Regions from separate parts of the Mus musculus genome. Here region 1 is linked to region 2. A link is a loop called in an ENCODE intact Hi-C map of the cell type or tissue named here. Cell type or tissue: left cerebral cortex. All regions are shown on one strand. Each heading gives the region's core, and the rest is flanking DNA. Links, peaks and the distances in the headings are about the cores only.

Region 1 (4,393 bases), core at 201-4,200, 470 kb after region 2:
AAAAAAAAAAAAAAAGGGCTGGTGAGATGGCTCAGTGGGTAAGAGCACCCGACTGCTCTTCCAAAGGTCCAGAGTTCAAATCCCAGCAACCACATGGTGGCTCACAACCATCCGTAAAGAGATCTGACTCCCTCTTCTGGAGTGTCTGAAGACAGCTACAGTGTACTTACATATAATCAATAAATAAATCTAAAAAAAAAAAAAAAAAAAAGAATGGGTAAAAAAAAAAATAAAAAAAAAAAATAAAAAAAATAAAAAAAATTAAAGCAAAGTGAAGGTATCAAAAAGAGAATATTATTTAGAGTGCTAAGAAAACAATCCTCTAACACTTGGGAGGGAAAAGTGGAAGGTCAGAAATTATTTCATTTGCAGCTTTAGAACGTTCCAGACATTTGCTATCGTATGCAGTCATGTGTTTGAGGGAAGACGGACTCCTTCTGAGTGGTACAAGTCTAGAGTCTAAGCCAGTGGTTCTCAACCTTCCTACTGCTGGGACCCTTTAATATGGTTTCTCATATTGTGGTGACCCCAACCATAAAATTATTGTTTTGTAGCTTCATAAACTGTAAGTTCCCTACTGTTATGAATTGTAATGTGAACATGTGATATGTAAGATATCTGATATGTGACCGTATGAAAGAGTCATTTGACCACAGGTTGAGAACCACTGGTGTAAAGGGAGAGCTTCATTGAAGGCACATAATGGTCAGCTCTGCTTAATTACTGTGAAGAAAACAGTATCATAAGAGGTGATGTCATCTAAATTCCATACAAATCCTTCCAGATGAAACAAGGGAGATGCATGTCTTAGGTGCTTGAAACAGAGCTACAGACAGGGCCAGGAAGACAGGAATAATGAGCTCCCAGATCTGCTGGGAGGAGACAAGAGACAGTCAGCTGCCTATGGCTGTGACTTACTTCTCACTGGGACCAGTTTCACAGGCAGGACTTCTAAAGCCGTGAACACTGAAGTTCTAGGACACCACAGACTCAGTTCTCACTCATTAGCACAACGCTGGACCAGGGTTAGATGTGACAAAGCCCAGAAACTGCCAAATTGTTTGTACAACTTCTAATTTGACGCTCCCCTACCTTTACAGACGTTGTTATATTTTTAATTCCTTCCTCAGCTTATTTGGCTCTTAGAATTGATATGTAAGATAACCTCCTCATTAATGGGGGAACAGGAATAAAAACAAGAAACTCTAATGAATCCTTCTTAGCTGAATTCAGTGTGTGTGTGTGTGTGGGGGGGGGGGGGGGGTTAAGAGCTCTTTGGTGAGAGTTTTTCCTCAATTGAATAATATATAAATGCATCACTTATAAGACCACTTATAAGTAATCTGTGTGCTGTATCCTGGAAGACTTTAAATAGAATTTTTAGCATGTTTTCCAGGAAAGCAATAGACAATTAAAGATGAACAGTTTCTTTGAAGATCTAGGGAAAGTGAGTGATTGGGCCGAGCTCTCAGGGGTCAGACAATGGAGGTGACCAGGAAAACTCAGCAGATTATGCAGTTGTCATTGTCAGACCCTTCCTGCCTGTCACCTTAATCCTTGGGTTTTGGATACTTCCCTAGTGCAGTTCATTCTTCTAACAGAGAGGGGGGACTACCCCAAGGGTAAGCACGGATACGATGCCTGGAAATCCTGACCACAGCAAGACCGGGTTAGGCTCTGTCAAGCCATTTAAGTCTCGATGAAGATTTTTTAAATGTTCGATAACATACTCATACCAAGTGAACAGGAAGCAGACAGGTTCATCACAAGTTCAGCTTTCAACCCACCTCTTCCCTCTGCCCTTCAGTGTGAGACAGTCTGCAGGACTTAAACTGAATTTCACACTGTGCCTACTCACATCTGGGCTCCCCTACCCACACCGGGGTTCAGTTCTACAGCAAGGTCATTGGACAGTGTATAAAACATGAGTACAAGTCACAGTTCTTCTGCATCTAATGCCAGGATCTCTAATCACAGCAAATCCTATCTCTGGAGTTTATAATCTCATTGGCTTCTTTCAGTGCTTCTCCAGGTGGCCAGTAGGTGGGGGACAGGAGACCCTCAACATCACAGGCTGAGAACGCTCCTGTGTTCTCAGTAGCAAACAGGCTTAAGGGACAGTGTGACATCGAAGCAGATGGAGTCAGAGCTTTAGTCATCGCCCATATTTTTCTACTTTTTGTTTTTCTTTTACAAGCCAAGCCAACTGTGATATTTGAAGTAGATGTCAGCGGCCAGCTAAGTTCTCATATTAAGGGATTCGAGTGTCAGTGCACATAATCTAATGGGGATGCTAGCATCCCAGGGGCAGTGATGGAGCTGGGAGTGACTATCATGGGGTTAGATCTCATGGGTTGGGAATGATATCACAGAACAAGGAAGATGGCTAATATTTAGTCTTGAGAGCACACCTGTATTTCCTGGTTTCTTCATAAATAATAAGACTCCTGGAGTTGAATACATTGGAGGTAAACAAGTTCTTCTTGCAAGATTCCTCAGAGTCTGTAGTAAATTTACCTGCAATTCTCTAAGGAGCAACTTCACTGTCAATCATGTTCCTCACTGGGCTGTGATACTTGGTTATTTTGCTGGATATTTTGTTACCCACTGTTGGATACTTTCATTTCACTGTTTCTTTTTTACTATTAAAGAAATGTTAAAACAGACACAGCTGTGCAGATTTGCATATTTCTGAGGATGCTTTTTTGATGAGCCCCTAAAATTAGAACCGCTAAACGAGAGTACATGCAGTTTTAATTTTTTTTAAGTTAGCTAGATATTCTTAGAGTGTGTCTTCAGAAGGATTATGCTAAATTGCATCGGAAACAACTGCACTTAGGATAGCAGCTTGATTCTGTCCCTGGAAACCTTGTTGTTTCCAGACTCCACACTATCCCACTGGAAGTTCAGATGCCTGAGCCCCTCTGACTCCAGCAGACTTTACTTTCTCAAGAGCTAGTTTTCTTTCTCCATTCCTTTTGGCTTTGCATGGCCCCTGTGATTTTTCACAAGTTTATTTCAGCACATGAACTCTAGAAACAACTTGGAGATGTGTAAAGATTGAAAAAGAGTTTGTGTCTTTGTGACATGGAACTGTATCCAAAAATACGACTTACCTTTCTGTGTGTGCTTTTACTGGTCGGTGAGGAATTACATCATATTTAAACACATCTTGCACAATTATCTCTTACATTATTACTAAGTGTTTTATTCCTTCTCTCTAAAAAGGGAATAGTAAATATTGTAAAATAATTAATTTATTTAATAATACATGTCTTGGTAGCATTTATTATTGAATTTTGTATATGATCATGTCACTTTCAAGTACCCACTATTTTATTTCAATGTTTCTATTTTTATGCATTTTAGATTATTTTTGTTTAAGTACATTGGTTTAGTTAATATCTACTGCCCAGTCTTAGTTACTGAGTTACTGCTCAAATCCTGTGAACAGACACAATGACCAAGTAGAAACTTATAGAAGAAAAAAAAAAAAGCATTAACTGTGGGCTTGCTTACAGTCTCAGAGGATTGGTCCAGGATCATCATTGCAAGAAACGTGGTGGCAGGCAGGCATGGAGCAGGAGCGATTGCTGAGAGATTACATCCTGACCTACAGGCAGGAACTAGGGTAGAGGATTGATTGAGACTGGACCTGGTATGAGCTTTTGAAGTCTCAAACCTCCCTCCAGTAATATAGCTCCTCTCCAACAATGCCACCCCTCCTAATCCTTTCCAAACAGTTGCACTAACTGGGAACCACTCATTCAAACAGATGAGTCCATGAAGGCCGTTCTCAGTCAAAGCACCACACTCACTTGTCAACCAGTCTCAGCCCGACATTATTATAATGCATTGGCAGACACCTAGGTGGTATCATTCTACTGTCTCTCTTCTTCCATCAATGCCTCACTGCCTAAATAGATTACTTTACCATTCTGCCTTTGAGGTAAAAAAAAAAACAAAACAAAAAACAGTCAGACCATTCTTTCCTAAACAGCAGTTCTATTTCAGTTGTTTGGCCAGTTTTTGTGGATTACGCTTAAAGTTCACAATTCCACAGAGAACTTGTGATTCTTGAAGTTCCAGGATGCCCAGCCTAACCACAGGTATTTTTTATGCATTGTCCCTGGTATGTGACTTACTTTTTAGCTAGTAAACATTTCCATGTGGAGCACTGCAGCAGGGAGCTGCTAGCAGATCAAGTGAGAAGTTATCTTCTGTTGTATCCTAAAAATGTATAAGAATTATTCATATCTGCTTAAAAAGAACAACCAAAACTGAGTCCCGAGTTTGGTCTTCTCTACTGAAAGAATTAATGGCTGCCTTTGATACTTCATATGAGGTGTTTTAAGCCCTCTGGCCACAAAACTCTAAGCAAGTTCTGCTTGGG
Region 2 (4,393 bases), core at 260-4,259:
CCCACTAGAAGCTTAATTCTAAAGGCTCCAAAGTTCCAGAGGGTATCACTGATAACAAGGTCTCACTATGTAGCCTAGGCTGGCCTCAAACTCTACCCTGCTTCAGTCTCCTGAGGTACAGGTATTAAGGTATGTCTCTAGGCCTGGAAATTATAATACATGTATTTATATTCAGTGAGCTAGCTGGGATAAAAAAAACAAAAAATATAACTCTCCTATGGGATAATGAGTCTATGAGTTAGATAGCATCTGGTACTTATTTCTTCAAATTCTGACAGGAAAGAAACCTGGGTCTCGCTATTCTTACACCAGAAACACACAGATACTTACCACATTTGGGTTAAATGGGGGTGTAATCTTCTTATTGATGAGATCATCCCAGTTAATTAAAGAGAAGAAAATATGACTCTTAATCTCCATCTGTTGGAAAGAAACATATTCATTTAGATGCGGAGAACTCAATACAAGGTCACAAAGTCAACCTTCTTCCCCAAGGTCCCATGACAGCAGGACAACCAACACTCACAAAGTCATCCTTGGCACCCAGCCTCTTGGTCCGGTCCTTCTGCAGGAGGCCTTCCAGGAGGTGCCTTGCCGAGTTTGTAATATTTGGTTTCAACTGGAGAGGCTTGTTCAGAATATTGTCGTACATCTCAGCCGTGTTCCGGCTATAAAACGGGGGCTGGAAAAGGAAGGGAATTCCTTCTGAGTCAACTCAAGTTTTGTCTAGTGTCTACTAGATATAAAGTGCTGAGTTCCGAGTATTAAGCTGGCCCCTTCCCTGGCTATCTTACAACCCCTACTGGGAAGAGAGGGAGAGAGAGAGAGAATGCGCATGCGTGCGATGGGGCTAATACTGGGCAGGTTAAGTAAACTGTAGTATACTGTGCAGAAGAAACCCACTGGAGAGGGTGGGTTCAATTTTCAGTACTTGAACCTGCCCTGAGATTCGAACAAGACTATTGAAAAAAGATCCAAAAGACTTATTTATAAAATTATAAAATGTAAAATAGCCAGTTGTCTCCTTTACTAAAGCTTTTGATAAGGCTTCTGACACAGAGAAGCCACGGTAGCTAAGCCTGCACGAGCAAGTCCACATATGTCTTAGAAGTGTTCTGGGCACGATGCTGTGTGTTACTCACCAGGCCGTAGAGCATCTCATACAGGACAGCCCCAAGACACCACCAGTCCACCGTCCGGTCATACGGCTGCTTATGGAGGACCTCAGGAGCCAGATACTGAAATGACACCAGAGAGAGGGGTTAGCTCTCAGAACCTGGCAGTCCGCACAGCAAACATGTGCTTTGAAAAGAGCCAGGGTCAACTGGCTCCCCTCCCCACCTCGTCTTGCGTGCGTGTGTGTGTGTGTGTGTGTGTGTGTGTGTATTTGGATTGCTTCTTAGTTAAAACCTCTGTGCTTTGTGATGTCCACTGGTCCCCTGTGTGTATACACCGGGCACTGCGTCAGACTGCCTACCTCAGGCGTGCCACAGAAGGTAGATGTTGTCCCGTTATGCTCAATATTCTCTTTGCAGAGCCCAAAGTCAGTGAGGACGATGTGCCCCTGGGAGTCTAGGAGAATATTCTCAGGTTTTAAGTCTCTGTAGGAAAAAGTAGTTACACAGGTAGGTTAGCTTGACTTCATGACAAACCCTCTGTAAAGATTGCTTGGGTATTAAGAAGATTGCTAATCCACTCCTGTTCCACAGCCAATCACAGAAAGGAGCCTTAGTTGGGCTGTTAGGATTATGCACCACCCTCTTGGTATGGGCAGTTGAGACAACTCACATGCTAGGGAATTGTTAGAGGTGACCAAAGTGCACATAATATCTCATTATTTTAGGACTCCAAAGGCTCAGCCTGGCCTCCCTCTCCAGCATTCAAGGTAGCTTTGAACCTTTGGCTCACCTATAAACGATGTTTAGGGAGTGCAGATAGCCCAGGGCACTGGCTATTTCAGCTGCGTAGAATCGAGCCCGTGGTTCCAGGAAGCAGCGCTCCCTCTGGAGATGGTAGAACAGCTGCGAGAGACAAAGAAACTGAGGCTTAGTGGGGTCGTTTAGTCAGGCCCGAAAGAGAAAGCTTGAAGGAAGTGGCCTGAAATAGCTTAATTCTGAGTAAGTTTCTCTCTCAAGTATCTTTTAAAAGCTCATCTCAAACCCAAACCAAGCAATGCAAACAGGAGCAGCCCCACTCCCACCATCAAGGTGGATGCCTCGGCTCACCTCTCCACCATTAATGTAGTCCAGGACAAAGTAGAGCTTGTCAGCGGTCTGGAATGAGAAGTGAAGGCCCACCAGGAAAGGGTGCTTCACATTCTTCAACAGAACATTCCGCTCTGACATAATATGCTTCTCCTAGGAGAGAGATGAGATTTAGTGGCAAATTCAGATTTCAACAGGGCAGCAAACCACAGGGTAGAAATTCTTCACCAGGCCTGCGAGCCCCGGCCACCAGGGGTCACCCTTACCTCTTTCTTCTTCAGGATGGCTTTCTTCTGTAAAACTTTGACTGCATAGAATACTTCTTCTGCCTTGTGCCTAGCCAGAAGAACCTGAAATGTCAAATCGGACAGTCATTTTTCTATCCTCATCCAGGGAGAAGATAAAAGTGAATGCATGAAAGAGTCGAGATGCAAAGTTTTCATCTTTTGGAAAAGATGAACTTTTGGTTGAACTTACCTTTCCAAAACTGCCCTTTCCGATCACTTTCAAGAAGTGAAAGTCGGAGGGTTTGGCGTGAGGGTTGGAGGACGGACCCAGGTTGATTTGTTGAGAGGGACTTGGCTAGAAAACAAAGCATCATCCTTTAATACGTACGCTGCACACAGCCTTACTGTTAACACATAAAATACCTTATGAAATATGTCTTTCAAAACATCCCAGTGACTCAGTACTTAAACACTTAAGCCACTTGTGATGTGACTAGACAATCCCGCCTTGATAGTTTTTACAAATACTGCCTTGACTAACCCCTACAGGAAAATACGGATACATTTATAATTTTCCTCCACAGTCAAGATATACTTACCGGAGGAGAGGGGTTAGCGTTCATAAGCTCCGGCTCCTGAGGATGGGACATTTTCAAAATGGACTGAACTTCAGCGCTGTGGAGATTAAAGGGCCATTTTAGAAACTCTTAAATTCGCCACCAGAGGGCACACAGACATAAGTTCTATTTCTGACTCAACCGTTCGGTATTTAAACCGAAAACATCCCAAGGAATTGCTTACAAAAAAAAAAAAAAAAAAAGGTAAGAAAATAACCCAGTTAAATACAAATTAAGGTTTGTTTATTGAGGGACGTGGATTTTGGTGAACATTCACGAGAATTAATCTTAAACCTCCGATCCAAACTCTACCCATAAATTAATAATGTTTAAAATGTTTCAAATAAGCAAAATGTTCAAGACCAGAAGAGATCTATCTACCCCGGAGGAAAGATCTCAGCTCCAGCACCACCACCCCCGCCCCATGAAGTCTTCGCTGCTAGTAAATTTAAACAATTCTTTCTATTTTCCCCAATAACCCAAAACTTACTGTTTGCATGCATAGGTGTTGCTGGCAATCTTCTGAATAAAATCGTTCAGGCCCATCCTTCTCTGTTTCATAAAAGCTATAATTTAAAGAGAGGAAAAGGGGAGATGGTTAGGGGGCTCTGTAACATCCGACGCCACACGCTAATCTGATCCTGAACCTTCAAAACCGATGCCGGCTCTCCTACACACACAAGTCCGGTGCTTTTCCAGCACTCACCGATGAGAATCGCTACCATTCCCCTCATTCTGGAGTAGGTAAGGGTGCTTCGAGCAGCCTCGGCTTTGACGGTCATCGTCCCGATGCCCGGAAAGAGCCCAAAAGAGACTGAGGGGAGCAGTGAAACCGGCTAAGACAACAGTGCGCTCCGGCCGCGCGACCGGCTTTATAAGCCCTGCGCCGCGAAAGGGCGGGGCCGGCAGAAGGAGGAAGCGGCTCAGAGCCGCCCATCTCCAGGCTCCGCCCGCCATGAGGCTCCACCCCCCAGCCCAGCCGCCTAGCAGGCTGTAGACTGAGTTGCGAGAAGATGGGCGACTGGCCACCGTGTCCTGAGTGAGCCAGGCGAGCCGCCCTGGGCAGGACCGAGGCTTCCGCGGGCTGCGTGAGCAGGACCCCGCACCGGGATGCACTCTGCCTCTGTCTGCCTGGGCCGGAGGAGGGCACTGGAGGGGTGGAGAGCCTCGGTGATTTTCCATTTCCTCTCCCGTGCTTCCCGAGTGGACACCGCAGTGCACGGTCACCGCCGACCTCTCCCCTCCTCGGTGTCCCGTCCCCGGCCCAACGCGCAGCCTCCAGGTTCCCGCGCTGTACCCTATCCCGATCTCCACGCACCCCGTCCCTAAGAGCCGGGCGGCGACA

The links. Hi-C counts contacts between places; a loop is a spot of excess contacts. Peaks named below come from ENCODE experiments on the same cell type or tissue, not always from the same donor. Only the 100,000 strongest peaks of a DNase experiment are listed, where the experiment ranks them.
Region 1: a loop joins it to region 2, with 4 times the contacts of the local background. A loop is called at or near these places in 3 of 42 quality-filtered maps.

What each region holds. Positions count from the first base shown.
Region 1 is chr10:21,526,949-21,531,341 of GRCm38, reverse strand. No RefSeq gene overlaps it. Among named protein-coding and RNA genes, the nearest start is that of Gm33892, 42 kb to the left of the region's middle. In left cerebral cortex, for the core only: a CTCF peak has its summit at 2,041 (motif pointing right); DNase peaks (open chromatin) are centred at 2,031 and 2,738.
Region 2 is chr10:21,994,187-21,998,579 of GRCm38, reverse strand. Sgk1 (serum/glucocorticoid regulated kinase 1) reads right to left here. Exons shown (of 14, transcript NM_001161845.2): 4 at 3,539-3,614; 5 at 3,031-3,106; 6 at 2,682-2,786; 7 at 2,471-2,554; 8 at 2,226-2,357; 9 at 1,909-2,021; 10 at 1,478-1,601; 11 at 1,143-1,238; 12 at 527-682; 13 at 331-420. Among named protein-coding and RNA genes, the nearest start is that of Gm34267, 62 kb to the left of the region's middle. In left cerebral cortex, for the core only: CTCF peaks have their summits at 2,452 (motif pointing right) and 3,141 (motif pointing right); DNase peaks (open chromatin) are centred at 1,965, 2,451, 3,142, 3,977 and 5 more places; H3K4me3 peaks cover 4,000 bases; H3K27ac peaks cover 3,362 bases.